Linked DNA regions of Homo sapiens: all the other regions are linked to region 1. The links are chromatin contacts, found by Hi-C or POLR2A ChIA-PET in ENCODE. All regions are on one chromosome and are shown on one strand. Each heading gives the region's core, a stretch centred on a gene start or an enhancer-like site at or near the end of the contact. The rest is flanking DNA. Distances are from core to core; before and after follow the strand shown.

Region 1 (4,460 bases), core at 1,216-3,715:
AGTTTAAAGGCCCTGGGGATACGAGTAACTTTGACGACTATGAGGAAGAAGAAATCCGGGTCTCCATCAATGAGAAGTGTGGCAAGGAGTTTTCTGAGTTTTAGGGGCATGCCTGTGCCCCCATGGGTTTTCTTTTTTCTTTTTTCTTTTTTTTGGTCGGGGGGGTGGGAGGGTTGGATTGAACAGCCAGAGGGCCCCAGAGTTCCTTGCATCTAATTTCACCCCCACCCCACCCTCCAGGGTTAGGGGGAGCAGGAAGCCCAGATAATCAGAGGGACAGAAACACCAGCTGCTCCCCCTCATCCCCTTCACCCTCCTGCCCCCTCTCCCACTTTTCCCTTCCTCTTTCCCCACAGCCCCCCAGCCCCTCAGCCCTCCCAGCCCACTTCTGCCTGTTTTAAACGAGTTTCTCAACTCCAGTCAGACCAGGTCTTGCTGGTGTATCCAGGGACAGGGTATGGAAAGAGGGGCTCACGCTTAACTCCAGCCCCCACCCACACCCCCATCCCACCCAACCACAGGCCCCACTTGCTAAGGGCAAATGAACGAAGCGCCAACCTTCCTTTCGGAGTAATCCTGCCTGGGAAGGAGAGATTTTTAGTGACATGTTCAGTGGGTTGCTTGCTAGAATTTTTTTAAAAAAACAACAATTTAAAATCTTATTTAAGTTCCACCAGTGCCTCCCTCCCTCCTTCCTCTACTCCCACCCCTCCCATGTCCCCCCATTCCTCAAATCCATTTTAAAGAGAAGCAGACTGACTTTGGAAAGGGAGGCGCTGGGGTTTGAACCTCCCCGCTGCTAATCTCCCCTGGGCCCCTCCCCGGGGAATCCTCTCTGCCAATCCTGCGAGGGTCTAGGCCCCTTTAGGAAGCCTCCGCTCTCTTTTTCCCCAACAGACCTGTCTTCACCCTTGGGCTTTGAAAGCCAGACAAAGCAGCTGCCCCTCTCCCTGCCAAAGAGGAGTCATCCCCCAAAAAGACAGAGGGGGAGCCCCAAGCCCAAGTCTTTCCTCCCAGCAGCGTTTCCCCCCAACTCCTTAATTTTATTCTCCGCTAGATTTTAACGTCCAGCCTTCCCTCAGCTGAGTGGGGAGGGCATCCCTGCAAAAGGGAACAGAAGAGGCCAAGTCCCCCCAAGCCACGGCCCGGGGTTCAAGGCTAGAGCTGCTGGGGAGGGGCTGCCTGTTTTACTCACCCACCAGCTTCCGCCTCCCCCATCCTGGGCGCCCCTCCTCCAGCTTAGCTGTCAGCTGTCCATCACCTCTCCCCCACTTTCTCATTTGTGCTTTTTTCTCTCGTAATAGAAAAGTGGGGAGCCGCTGGGGAGCCACCCCATTCATCCCCGTATTTCCCCCTCTCATAACTTCTCCCCATCCCAGGAGGAGTTCTCAGGCCTGGGGTGGGGCCCCGGGTGGGTGCGGGGGCGATTCAACCTGTGTGCTGCGAAGGACGAGACTTCCTCTTGAACAGTGTGCTGTTGTAAACATATTTGAAAACTATTACCAATAAAGTTTTGTTTAAAAAAAAAGTGTCGCTGGTGTTCTCGACTTCGATCACCCACCCACACACCCCCAGGGGGTTGGAAAGGGAATTTCGGACCCCAGCGTGCAGGCCGATCAGGTCCTGGCTTGAAGTCCTTGTAACCAGGGTTTAGCTGAAATTCCGGCACTCCTTCGGCCCCGCAGGAGAAACGAGCGTCAAACTGCCCTTTGACCCCAGATTCGGGGTCCCCAAATCTGCGGCGCGCCCCCTCGGCGTCCAGCCCGGGACCGAGAGGGCGCTCTAGGGAGGCGCTGGGGCTGGCGCGCCAGGAGGCCGAGCGGCGGCGGGGGCGGCCCTGGCAGGGGGAGTAGAAGGGGGAGAGGGTGCGCGCCCCCCTTCCCGCATCCTCAGCGCCGGGCCAGGCGCGCCTGAGGGACGCGGGGGCGGCGGCAGCAGGAGGGTCCCCGCAGCACCCTGCGAGCGCGGCAGCCCCGGCCCGCGGGCGGCGAGTTCCCGGTAAGTGCGGTCCCGAGAGCGGAGCGCGCTGGAGAGGCGTGGAGAGGGGGGCTGGGCGCCGGGGACGTCTGGGTCCCGCGCCCAATGGCTGGAGGGCGGCCGAGCGCCGCCCGCCCGCCCTGCCCGCCCCCTCTCCACTCCCCCCGGCACTCCCCTCCCCCTCCCCCGCCCGCCGCTTTCCCCCGCCCCCGCCCCGGGCCAACTCCGCGGCGCCTCCTTAAAAAGCGCGCGGGAGTTGTAAGGGGGGGCCGGAGCGAGCCGGAGTGAGCGAGAGCGCAGGGTAAAGGGGGCGGGCGGGGGGCCCGGGCTCCACCTTAAAAGCGGGCGCGTGGGGGTGGGAGGGAGGAAGGCGGGCGGCGGGGAGGAGGGAGGGAGGGAAGGAAGGGGGGCCGGAGTGTCCCGGGCGCAGGGCGCGCGTGCGGCGGCGGCGGCGGCGGGGAGGGGCCGGCCGCGCCGCGCTCCCCTCCTCCCCCTCGCATCCCCGGCCCCGCGCGCGCCCAGCAGAAGCGGGTCTGTGTGTGCGTGCGTGCGAGTGAGTGAGTGTGTGCATATTTTTTTCTCTCTTTTCTTTCTCTCTCACTGTTTTTTCCTCTCTCTCTCTCTCCCTCTCTCTCTCTTTTTTTTTTTTTTTTTTTTGCAAAGAAACAGCAGCGCCGCCGCCGCTCCGCCGAGGCGCTGCGCCCCCCGGGGGGGGAGGCGGAGGAGGCGGGCAGCGGCGGAGGGAGGGGAGCCGGGGAGGGGGGCGCCGCGCTGGGAGGGAGGCAGCGCGCACGGTGCAGCCGGGCCGGGCGGGAGGCATGGCGGGGCCCCCGGCCCTACCCCCGCCGGAGACGGCGGCGGCCGCCACCACGGCGGCCGCCGCCTCGTCGTCCGCCGCTTCCCCGCACTACCAAGAGTGGATCCTGGACACCATCGACTCGCTGCGCTCGCGCAAGGCGCGGCCGGACCTGGAGCGCATCTGCCGGATGGTGCGGCGGCGGCACGGCCCGGAGCCGGAGCGCACGCGCGCCGAGCTCGAGAAACTGATCCAGCAGCGCGCCGTGCTCCGGGTCAGCTACAAGGGGAGCATCTCGTACCGCAACGCGGCGCGCGTCCAGCCGCCCCGGCGCGGAGCCACCCCGCCGGCCCCGCCGGCGCCGCCACAGCAGCAGCAGCCGCCGCCGCCGCAGCCACAGCCGCCGCCGGAGGGGGGCGCGGTGCGGGCCGGCGGCGCGGCGCGGCCCGTGAGCCTGCGGGAAGTCGTGCGCTACCTCGGGGGCAGCGGCGGCGCCGGCGGTCGCCTAACCCGCGGCCGCGTGCAGGGGCTGCTGGAGGAGGAGGCGGCGGCTCGAGGCCGTCTGGAGCGCACCCGTCTCGGAGCGCTTGCGCTGCCCCGCGGGGACAGGCCCGGACGGGCGCCGCCGGCCGCCAGCGCCCGCCCGTCTCGCAGCAAGGTGAGCGCGCCGGGGAGCGGGGGCGCCGCGCGGTGGGCAGGTGCGGGCGAAGTTGGTGGCGGGGGCGCGAGTCCCGGGAGGAACTGGGTGGCGGGTGGCTGGGGCTTTGCGCGCGTTTCCTGCGGGCTCGGTGCGTGGTGACCTTGGCAAGTGATTGAATCTCCCGGAGCCTCAGTTTCCTCCGCTGTAAACGCGGTTTAATAACAGTAGCGACCCCTTGGGGTTGTTGAGCGAGTTTAGTAAGATTTGGTTGTCGAGGGCTTTAGTTAACACAGAGCCTGGCACGGAGTGAATGCGTAAAAGTTAGTCCGTATTGTTCTTAAAGGTGGAATCGGTTCCTCCTCCCCACCGCCCGGACGCCACAGTCAGGGTCTGGGATTAGAACAGCTACTAATTTTGCATGCTTCTCTCCTCGGCTCCAGAGAGGTGGAGAAGAGCGAGTACTTGAGAAAGAAGAGGAAGAAGATGATGATGAAGATGAAGATGAAGAAGATGATGTGTCAGAGGGCTCTGAAGTGCCCGAGAGTGACCGTCCTGCAGGTGCCCAGCACCACCAGCTTAACGGCGAGCGGGGACCTCAGAGTGCCAAGGAGAGGGTCAAGGAGTGGACCCCCTGCGGACCGCACCAGGGCCAGGATGAAGGGCGGGGGCCAGCCCCGGGCAGCGGCACCCGCCAGGTGTTCTCCATGGCAGCCATGAACAAGGAAGGGGGAACAGGTAAGGATCCCTCTGGGTGGGGAAGAGTGCTAGGTGGAGAGGAACTCAGCCCGAAGACAAAGCCAAAGACAGGTGTTTTTTTCCTTCCCAGCTTCTGTTGCCACCGGGCCAGACTCCCCGTCCCCCGTGCCTTTGCCCCCAGGCAAACCAGCCCTACCTGGGGCCGACGGGACCCCCTTTGGCTGTCCGTAAGTTGGGGTATTGGAGACATGGGGGTGCTGCTCAGGTGTGTGGTACAGCCAGAGAGACATCCGTGTTCACTGGTGTCTGTTTGTTTTGATGCAGTCCCGGGCGCAAAGAGAAGCCATCTGA
Region 2 (4,460 bases), core at 593-3,092, 1.2 Mb before region 1:
GGTGGTTTGAGTTTGTACTGGATTTGATGAGAGTTTTTCTTTTTCAGTACTCGTGATGCATTTCTTCACCTGAAAGTATAATGCATTTTGATTTCTATGGCAACCAGTGAACGCCAAGGGAACAAATTCTATTTCTGTTTTCTAACGTAACAGGATTAGTGGAGGCGCATCAAAAATTCCATTCTAAGTCAGTGCTGCGTCTTGAAGAGAATTGAAATGGTCTAGTACTAACTTTTTAACATTGACTTTGAATACACTTTTAATAATCCACATGTCAGTCAGCTTACTCTTGGTGTTAAATGTCACTCGAGCAGGAGGAGGCCTCGATGGGAGCTTCTTTTTAATCTCCAATGGATCCTCAGTGAAGTCCTTAGGGATTTCATTTTCTGGGTTTCAGAAGTACACACACCTGTCATTAGGGCTTCATATGCCTAGCGTGTGACCCCCTGCCCTACCCTTAAGCCTAAGGCAGTCATATGGTTTTTAATGTGTCTATCCTGCCTTGAAACCAAACCTCTCCAAGAACTAAAACAAAAATGTGAATTACTCCTTGCCCTTCAGGCTGCTTCGTTGGAAAGCCTTCCCTCACTTGAGCCCCTTGCTGAGAGCCCTGTAGCACCCTGTGAAGTGGCCCCGTTTTCCTTCCTGTCTATGCAGGCAGGGACCTGGCTGTGGGTGGTGCCCCGTGGGCAGAACCCAGAGGCTGGGGGGCTCCAGTGTCCTTACAAGCACACTTCTCCCATTGCTTGTGAGCCACATCTTTCCTAGCTTCCATTCTCCTGGTTTCATCAGATCTATTAGGATGGTGCAAAAGTAACTGCTGTTTTGGCTTTTTTTTTTCTTTTTTTTTTTGGATCAAAACCGCAATTACTTTTGCACTAACCTAGCTACCTTGAGAGTGGTTTTGAGTGGGAAGTAATACCCATCTATTTTCTGATTTATTTTATTTATTTATTTATTTATTTTAAGATGGAGTTTCGCTCTTGTTGCCCAGGCTGGAGTGCAGTGGCGCGATCTCGGCTCATCGCAACCTCCGCCTCCAGGGTTCAAGTGATTCTCATGCCTCAGCCTCCTGAGTAGCTGGGATTACAGACATGTGCCACCATGCCCGGCCAATTTTATATTTTTAGTAGAGACGGGGTTTCTCCATGTTGGTCAGGTTGGTCCCGAACTCCTGACCTCAGGTGATCCACCCGCCTCGGCCTCCCAAAGTGCTGGGATTATAGGCGTGAGCCACCGCACCCAGCTGTTTTCTGATTTTAAGTAGCTAAGGAGTCTGGCTTTCTGCTGGAATCATTTGGAAAGGTCGTGGGAGAAACATCTCAAGCCTGCCTAGGTTGTCTCTTTAGGGCCTGGCCTCTGGCTTAGGGCACTAGTTGTCAGAACCCAGAAAACAGAGCTATGGGGCCTGTGTCGGGGAGTGGGGTTACTAAACAAAGGTATTTTGAGGTAAAAGACGTGAAGCATTTCTAACGTGGTTCTGTAGTTTGCTTTCCCTAGGTTGTTATGGACCAAGAGACTGTAGCTGACTTTGTTTAACTCTCATGTTCAGGAGTGGAGGAGGGGACTTGAGTATTAACAGCCGCCTTGACACAGTGGGGACCTGGTGGCTGTGGAAGCCTGAGGAGTCGGTGCCTGCTCCTCTGAACTTTCCCTCCCCTCAGCAGATGGTACTGTTGCGTGTTCTCTCTGGTGCCAGTGAAAGAGCTCATTCATGCCATTCACAGAGTAGTGTGCTTAGAACTCAGCCCTCCTCCATCTGCAGGGGCAGGCACCCGCCACGGCTTAGTGGCCACCCTCGGGCGTTGACTTCCTCCCTTCGGCGGCCCTGTGTGTCTGCTGGGCAGTGCACCAGCCTGTGTAGCACCAGCTGCTCGGCTGCTTTGGTAAAAACAAGGGAAGACTGTGAAGCTGTTCTGTGCTCTGCACACCAGCAGGAGAAGCCAGCGGAGGGTGTGGATGGGCTTAGGGCAGTGTCTGCAGTTCCGGATGAATTCTGCCTGTGCCTTATAAACATCTTCTGGGAAGGAGCTGATTTTTGATGGGTGATTGTCCAAGTTTATAACTGGATCCTGTGTTTCACTCCTCTTCTTCTATTTATTTTTATTTATTATTTTTTGAGATGTGGTCTTGCTCTGTCACCAGTCTGGAGGGCAGATCATAGCTCACTGCAGCCTGAAACTCCTGGCTTCAAGCGATCCTTCCCAGCCACCCATAAATCCTTTTAATAAGTTGCAGATGTGATATTACCTCTGTGTACTTCAGCAAACATTTCTTAAGGGCATTCTCTTTGAAAGCAGGGACTGAAACATGTATTTGTACGCCCATGTTCATAGCAGCCCTATACACAGTAGCCAAAAGGTATTATAGAAGCAACCTGTGTCCATTGATGGATGGATAGATAGGCAAAATATGAAGTATTAATCAGCCTTAAGAAGGAATGAAATTCAGGCCAGGTACAGTGGCTCACACCTGTAATCCCAGCACTTTGGGAGGCCGAGGTGGGCAGATCATCTAAGTCAGGAGTTTGAGATCAGCCTGACCAAGTTGGTGAAACCCAGTCCCTACTAAAAATACAGAAATTAGCCAGACGTGGTGGCACGTGTCTGTAGTCCCAGCTACTCGGGAGGCTGAGGCACAAGAATCGCCGAACCCAGGAGGTGGAGGTTGCAATGAGCCTAGATCGTACCACTGCACTCCAGCTTGGGCGACAAAGGGAGACTGTCTCAAAAAAAAAAAAGAAATTCAGAGGTGCTACAATGTGGATGAACCTAGAAGACGTTATGCCAAGTGAAATACGACAACCACAAAAAGACAAATACTTTGTGGTTTCACTCACGCTGGGTACCTATAGGAGTCACTTCCACAGAGACAGAAAGTAGAATGGTGGTTGCCAGAGGCAGGGATTGGGAGTTAGTGTTTAGTGGATATATGGGTTACAGAGTTTGTTTTACAAGGTGAAAGCGTTCTGAAACGCCCAGTTGTGGTGGCTCATCTGTAGTCCCAGCACTTTGGGAGACTGAGGCAGGAATATTGCTTGAGCCCAGGAGTTTGAGACCAGCCTGAGCAACATAGCAAGACCCCATCTTTAAAGAAAATAAATACATAAATTAAAAAGTTCTGGAGCTAGATAGTGATTGCATAGTAGCGTGAATGCACTTAATGTCACCAAACTATACAGTAAAAAATGGTTAAAGTGGTAAGTTTTATGTTACATATATTTTACCATAATAAAAATAAGATTATTAAAGTTTTTACTGTGTCTTAAAAAAAAAAAGAATAAAGGCACTGTCCTCTAAAACCGCATAAACATTTTTTTGCATACAGGAAACTCAACAATGATTGTATCCTGTGTTGAGATTTCCCATATGTTTCCCCCATTCACACAGGTGATGTGTTAATACTAATGCTATGTTAATGTTTTCTTTTAAATAGATATATTTTAGTTGAGCAGGTTGATTTAAAGCACAGGTGGATCTGTGGGTGATAAAAGTGGTAGGTGTGGAAACTGACTGGGGTCTAACCAGCCTGAATGTGTAGTATTCCCCATCCCTGTGGCCCCAGAGCAGAGTTCCTAAAATGCCTGCCCTTGGCCTCCTAGCCAGTGAAACCTCTTAGATTTTCACAGTGAGGTCAGCACTAACCCCACGTGGCTCTTGAGCATCAAAAAATGTGGCTAGTGCTACCGAGGAAATGAATTTTTACTTTAATCAAATTCTAATTAATTTTCAAAGCTGATGCTCAGTTTAGTTAGTGAAAAACATCCAGATATGTTGGGGACACCTCGGGTATGTGAATCTACTTTTTCAGCTGCAAGTTTTATGGAATCTAAATACAGATCACATATTTTGGGTGAAAATTTAGCACCTGAATTGTGCTGTGACTGTGGGGCATGCACACTTAGATTTCACAGATTTAGTAAGGAAAAAAATGTTACACGTTTATATGTCGAAATGGTATTTTGGGTAAGCATACCTGCTTTCTCTGTTAATGTGGCTCCTAGAAATTTTAAAATGGCATGAGTAGCCACATTGTATTTCTGTTGGACATGCGCAGATGTGCAAGTATGGAGTTTCACTTCCTCCGTGCAGCAGCCACCTTCCTCTCCCATGCCCTCCACCTGATGTCCCTATTACTTCCCTGTCTCTGCTGCTGAAGTCTCTTTCTCGTCTTCTGTGCTAATAAGGCCTCCAGCCTGTGAGTACCACGGTGCCTGATTATGGTCTTGCTGCAGCACTGTGTTGGCTCCTCCATGTTAGGCCGGTGCAGGGGAGGGGCTATGCTCCTTTTCTCATCTGCTCGGGGTGGAGGGGACTGGACTGATTTGTGTTACTGGATACCTGAGGAAAGACCTTTGTCCCCCTTTGTCTGGCTTTTGGCCTTAGGTCCATAGGACAGAGGCGTGGGAAGAATTGGTGGGAGGGTATTGGGACTTAGGAGAGGGTAATGGGGCACCTCCT
Region 3 (4,460 bases), core at 629-3,128, 1.1 Mb after region 1:
CTCCCAAAGTGCTGGGATTACAGGTGTGAACCACCGCGTTCAGCCACATTTACATTAAAAAAATAATAAATGCTAGTGGGCTTTTTGTCTGTTTGTTTGTTCAGACAGAGTCTCACTCTGTCACCCTGGGTAGAGTGCAATGGCACGATCTCAGCTCATTGCAACCTCCACCTCCCAGGTTCAAGCGATTCTCCTGCCTCAGCCTCCTGAGTAGTTGGGATTACAGGCGCCCACCACCACGCCCAGGTAATTTTTGTATTTTTAGTAGAGACAAGGTTTTGCCATGTTGGTCAGGCTGGTCTCCAACTCCTGACCTCAAGTGATCCGCCCGCTTCAGCCTCCCAAAGTACTGGGATTACAGGCGTGAGCCACCAAGCCCAGCCTAATAAATGCTAGTTTAAATGTATAAAAGTAAAGTTAAAAATATAATTTTTACGCAGCCATAAAAAATGATGAGTTCGTGTCCTTTGTAGGGACATGGATGAAACTGGAAACCATCATTCTCAGCAAACTATCGCAAGGACAAAAAACCAAACACCGCATGTTCTCACTCATAGGTGGGAAGTGAACAATGAGACCACATGGACACAGGAAAGGGAACATCACACACCGGGGACTGTTGTGGGGTGGGGGGAGGGGGGAGGGATAGCATTAGGAGATATACCTAATGCTAAATGACGAGTTAATGGGTGCAGCACACCAACATGGCACATGTATACATATGTAACAAACCTGCACGTTGTGCACAAGTACCCTAAAACTTAAAGTATAATAATAATAAAATAAAATAAAATAAACTTTTTGAAGGCAAAAAAAAAAAAAAAAGAATAGCATGGGGGAAACCACCCCCGTGATCCAACCACCTCCCTTCCCCGACATGTGGGGATTACAGGTCCCTCCCTGGACACATGGGGATTATAATTCAGGATGAGATTTGGTTGGGGACACAGAGCCAAACCATATCAGTGGCCCTGCCACAGCCTCTTATTTTTGATTTTTCAATGTGTTCATTCAACATGATTTCAGATTATTCATTGGAGGGCTACTGTGTGCACAGAAGACACATGGATGAATAAAACAGTATGGTTTCTGATATGCAAAAAACAAAAATACAATTTTTACCCAAAGAACACTGAACACTTAGAAAAAAATACACAAATATATATTTGTAGCCAGGTGAGCGTATATATATATGTATATGTGTGTGTGTGTGTATGCATGTATGTATTTATTTTTATTTATTAATTTTTTAGACGGAGTTTCGCTCTTGTTACCCAGGCTGGAATGCAATGGCACGATCTCGGCCCACCCCAACCTCCGCCTCCCGGGTTCAAGCGATTCTCCTGCCTCAGCCTCCCGCGGAGCTGGGACTACAGGCATGCGCCACCATGCCCGGCTAATTTTGTATTTTTAGTAGAGACGGGGTTTCTCCTCTCCTCCCGGAAGGCGGAGGTTACAGTGACCCGAGATCACGCCGTTACCCTCCAGCCTGGGCGACAGAGCGAGACTCTGTCTCGAAAAAAAAAAAAAAAAAAGACTGGTCTCGAACTCGCGACCTCAGGTGATCCGCCCGCCTCGGCCTCCCAAAGTGCTGAGATTACAGGCGTGAGCCACCGCGCCCGACAAAAATATGTATTTTTAAGTGTCAGTGTGCAGAAAGGAGAAGAAAAAAAGTGAAAATTAAAAATGACTTTAATCAGTAACTGCTTAACTAAAATTTAAAGTTATACTTGGAAACGTATAAAACCCATACTATCCCCTTCGCCGCCCTCCCCCGAACTGAGGCAGCAGGGACACCCCTCGCCCTGCCCTGGCCCACACCGGGCCTCGCGCTCAGGCACCGGGCATGGACAGCCCGGCGGGCCTGTGAGGACCCCGCACAGCCAAGATGGCGGCGTCCGTGCGACAGGCACGCAGCCTACTAGGTGTGGCGGCGACCCTGGCCCCGGGTTCCCGTGGCTACCGGGCGCGGCCGCCCCCGCGCCGCAGGCCGGGACCCCGGTGGCCAGACCCCGAGGACCTCCTGACCCCGCGGTGGCAGCTGGGACCGCGCTACGCGGCTAAGCAGTTCGCGCGTTACGGCGCCGCCTCCGGGGTGGTCCCCGGTTCGTTATGGCCGTCGCCGGAGCAGCTGCGGGAGCTGGAGGCCGAAGAACGCGAATGGTACCCGAGCCTGGCGACCATGCAGGAGTCGCTGCGGGTGAAGCAGCTGGCCGAAGAGCAGAAGCGTCGGGAGAGGTGCGTGCGTGCAGGCAGACGCGGGGCTGCCCTCTGTGCCCCGTGGGCGAACTGGGCCCCAAACCGTGCCTACCCCTTCGGGGTCACGTCGCAGCATCTGCATGTTGTAGATTTATGTATACGCTCACCTGGCCGCAAAACAAACTCAGAATAACGTCCATTTAGTCATTCATCAGCAAGTTTTGTTTGTTTGTTTGTTTGTTTTTTGGAGACAAGAGTCTCGCTCTGTTGCCCAGGCTGGAGTGCAGTCGCAAGATCTTGGCTCACTGCAACCTCCGCCTCCCCGGTTCAAGCGATTCTCCCGCCTTAGCCTCCGGTGTAGCTGGGATTACAGGCGTGCACCACCACGCCCGGCAAATTTTTGTAGTTTTAGTAGAGACGGGGTTCCACCATGTTGGCCAGGCTGGTCTCAAACTCCTTACTTCAAGTGATCCACCTGCCTCAGCCTCCCAAAGTGCCGGGATTACAGGTGTGAGCCATCACGTCCGGCCATCACCACCAAGTCTTTACTGAGCGCATACCGTGTGCAAGACCCTGTCCCAGGCCGGGGGCGGTGGCTCGTGCCTGTAATCCCAGTTATTTGGGAGGCCGAGGCAGGCCCCAAAAGGGCCCTTAATATCAGATGGCGACAGCTGACAGGCAAGATAATACCAATGGTGACAGCCGACTAGTAGGAAGGTAAAAGAGTGAAGAGTGTGTGCCTGAGGGCAGCTTTGGTTTGGGAAGCCTCAGGCCTCTCTGAGGAGGTGATGTTTAAGCAAAGACCTGAATAACCAGACTTAGCTATGGGGCGATCTCTTGGGTAGAAAGTTTCTGGTAAAGGGAACAGCTGGGGCAAATGCCCTGAGATACGATATGCCTTAAAGAACAGCCAGGAAGCCAGTGTGGCTGGGGAAAAGGTGAGGGCAGGAAGGTGATGGGTCCTGGAACCAAGAGGGCAGAGGTCAGATACAGAGGCAGGTCTGAAGGACCAGGGGCATCTTTTTGTTGTTGTTGTTGTTGTTGTTTTGAGGCAGAGTTTTGCTCTTGTTGCCCAGGCTGGAGTGCAATCTCAGCTCACTGCAACCTCTGCCTCCCAGGATCAAGAGATTCTCCTGCTTCAGCCTCCCGAGTAGCTGGGATTACAAGCGCCCACCACCACACCCGGCTCATTTTTTGTATTTTTAGTAGAGATGGGGTTTCGCCATATTGGCCAGGCTGGTCTCAAACTCCTGACCTCAGGTGATCCATCTGCCTCGGCCTCCCAAAGTGCTAGGATTACAGGCGTGAGCCACCGCGTCGGGCCAGACCAGGGGCATCTCTTATAGATAATGCCACATCCTGGAGCGTGAAGGGGGTAGGTCAAGTGTGTTCCTGGTGTTTAATCTTCTTGTTTTCCTAATAGCCTTAAGAGGAAGAAGGGATTGCCCTAATTTTAGAGATGAGGAAACTGAGGCTTGGTGAAGTGAAGTCATGCGTCTGATCACCCAGGCAGGGAATCATGGAGCAGGGACTCCTGTTTCTGCCCCTCCTCAGCCAGATGACCATTATAGGGCTTAATTCTTTTACTTTTCTAATCCTTAAATGAGGCTGTCATAAAAAAGAACGAGATCATGTCCTTTGCAGGGACACGACGGGAGCTGGAGGCTATCATCCCTAGCAAACTAACACAGGAACAGAAAACCAAATACAACGTGTTCTCACTTGTAAGTGGGAGCTAAATGATGAGAACACATGGACACACAGGGGAGCAACACACACTAGGGCTTTTTGGAGGGTGGAGGGAGAGGATCAGGAAAAATGACCTCTAGGTACTAGGTTTAATACCTGAGTGATGAAATAAATCTGTACAAAAAAACCCCATGACACAAGTTTACCTACGTAACAAACCTGCACTTGTACCCCTGAACTTAAAAGAAAAAAATGGGGCTGTGACTGGTAGCTACAAACTCAAGGATTGGTGGGAAATGTCTTTCTTGCTTTCACTCCTGTGCCTAGAATTGGGCCTGGCCTCTGTACAGGAAGTGCTCAGCAATGTCTATGAAATAAAGGTGTGAAATTATCCATGGGAGTGGCACTTGGCTTGCTCAGTAGGCAGCTCAGTGAAATGCTGATTTGGCTTTGGCACCTGGGGTTTACTGGGGCTTGACATGCCCTTGTGATCAAATTCATGCACAGGTAACTTTCTCATCATCTCTTCCTGTTTCTTCACTTGTCAAGGGCTTTTCCTGACAGTTAATCTA

Evidence for each region. Hi-C counts contacts between places; a loop is a spot of excess contacts on that map. ChIA-PET counts read pairs that join two places held with the same protein, here RNA polymerase II (POLR2A). Pooled maps may share reads with other maps.
Region 2: a loop to region 1 is called in a pooled map, with 4 times the contacts of the local background. The contact joins the enhancer-like site here to the promoter of SAMD1 in region 1. A Hi-C loop is called at or near these places in 1 of 50 pooled maps. POLR2A ChIA-PET finds 5 or more read pairs at or near these places in 2 of 52 experiments (CD8-positive, alpha-beta memory T cell and activated naive CD4-positive, alpha-beta T cell).
Region 3: a pooled map shows a loop between it and region 1 (4-fold over the local background). The contact joins the promoter of GADD45GIP1 here to the promoter of SAMD1 in region 1. A Hi-C loop is called at or near these places in 1 of 168 maps with a recorded cell type or tissue (CD8-positive, alpha-beta T cell) and 11 of 50 pooled maps. POLR2A ChIA-PET finds 5 or more read pairs at or near these places in 1 of 52 experiments (activated B cell).

The regions. Positions count from the first base shown.
Region 1 is chr19:14,088,756-14,093,215 of GRCh38, reverse strand. It overlaps SAMD1 (sterile alpha motif domain containing 1), which reads left to right and starts at 2,465. Exons shown (of 5, transcript NM_138352.3): 1 at 2,465-3,431; 2 at 3,854-4,148; 3 at 4,240-4,336; 4 at 4,434-4,460. The coding sequence starts at 2,796. It overlaps PRKACA (protein kinase cAMP-activated catalytic subunit alpha), which reads left to right. Exons shown (of 10, transcript NM_002730.4): 10 at 1-1,528. The coding sequence ends at 104. RefSeq lists silencers at 1,730-2,059, 2,110-2,159, 2,300-2,519, 2,850-3,109, 3,410-3,459 and an enhancer at 4,104-4,460.
Region 2 is chr19:15,286,058-15,290,517 of GRCh38, reverse strand. All of the region lies in intron 1 of BRD4 (bromodomain containing 4), which reads left to right. Among named protein-coding and RNA genes, the nearest start is that of BRD4, 44 kb to the left of the region's middle. RefSeq lists an enhancer at 4,328-4,377. Within about 2 kb of position 1,842, at least 15 of the 41 ENCODE cell types and tissues checked have a DNase peak (open chromatin) inside an H3K27ac peak, as active enhancers do.
Region 3 is chr19:12,954,641-12,959,100 of GRCh38, reverse strand. It overlaps GADD45GIP1 (GADD45G interacting protein 1), which reads left to right and starts at 1,878. Exons shown (of 2, transcript NM_052850.4): 1 at 1,878-2,238. The coding sequence starts at 1,889. RefSeq lists a silencer at 1,932-2,101 and enhancers at 1,530-2,402, 2,502-2,551.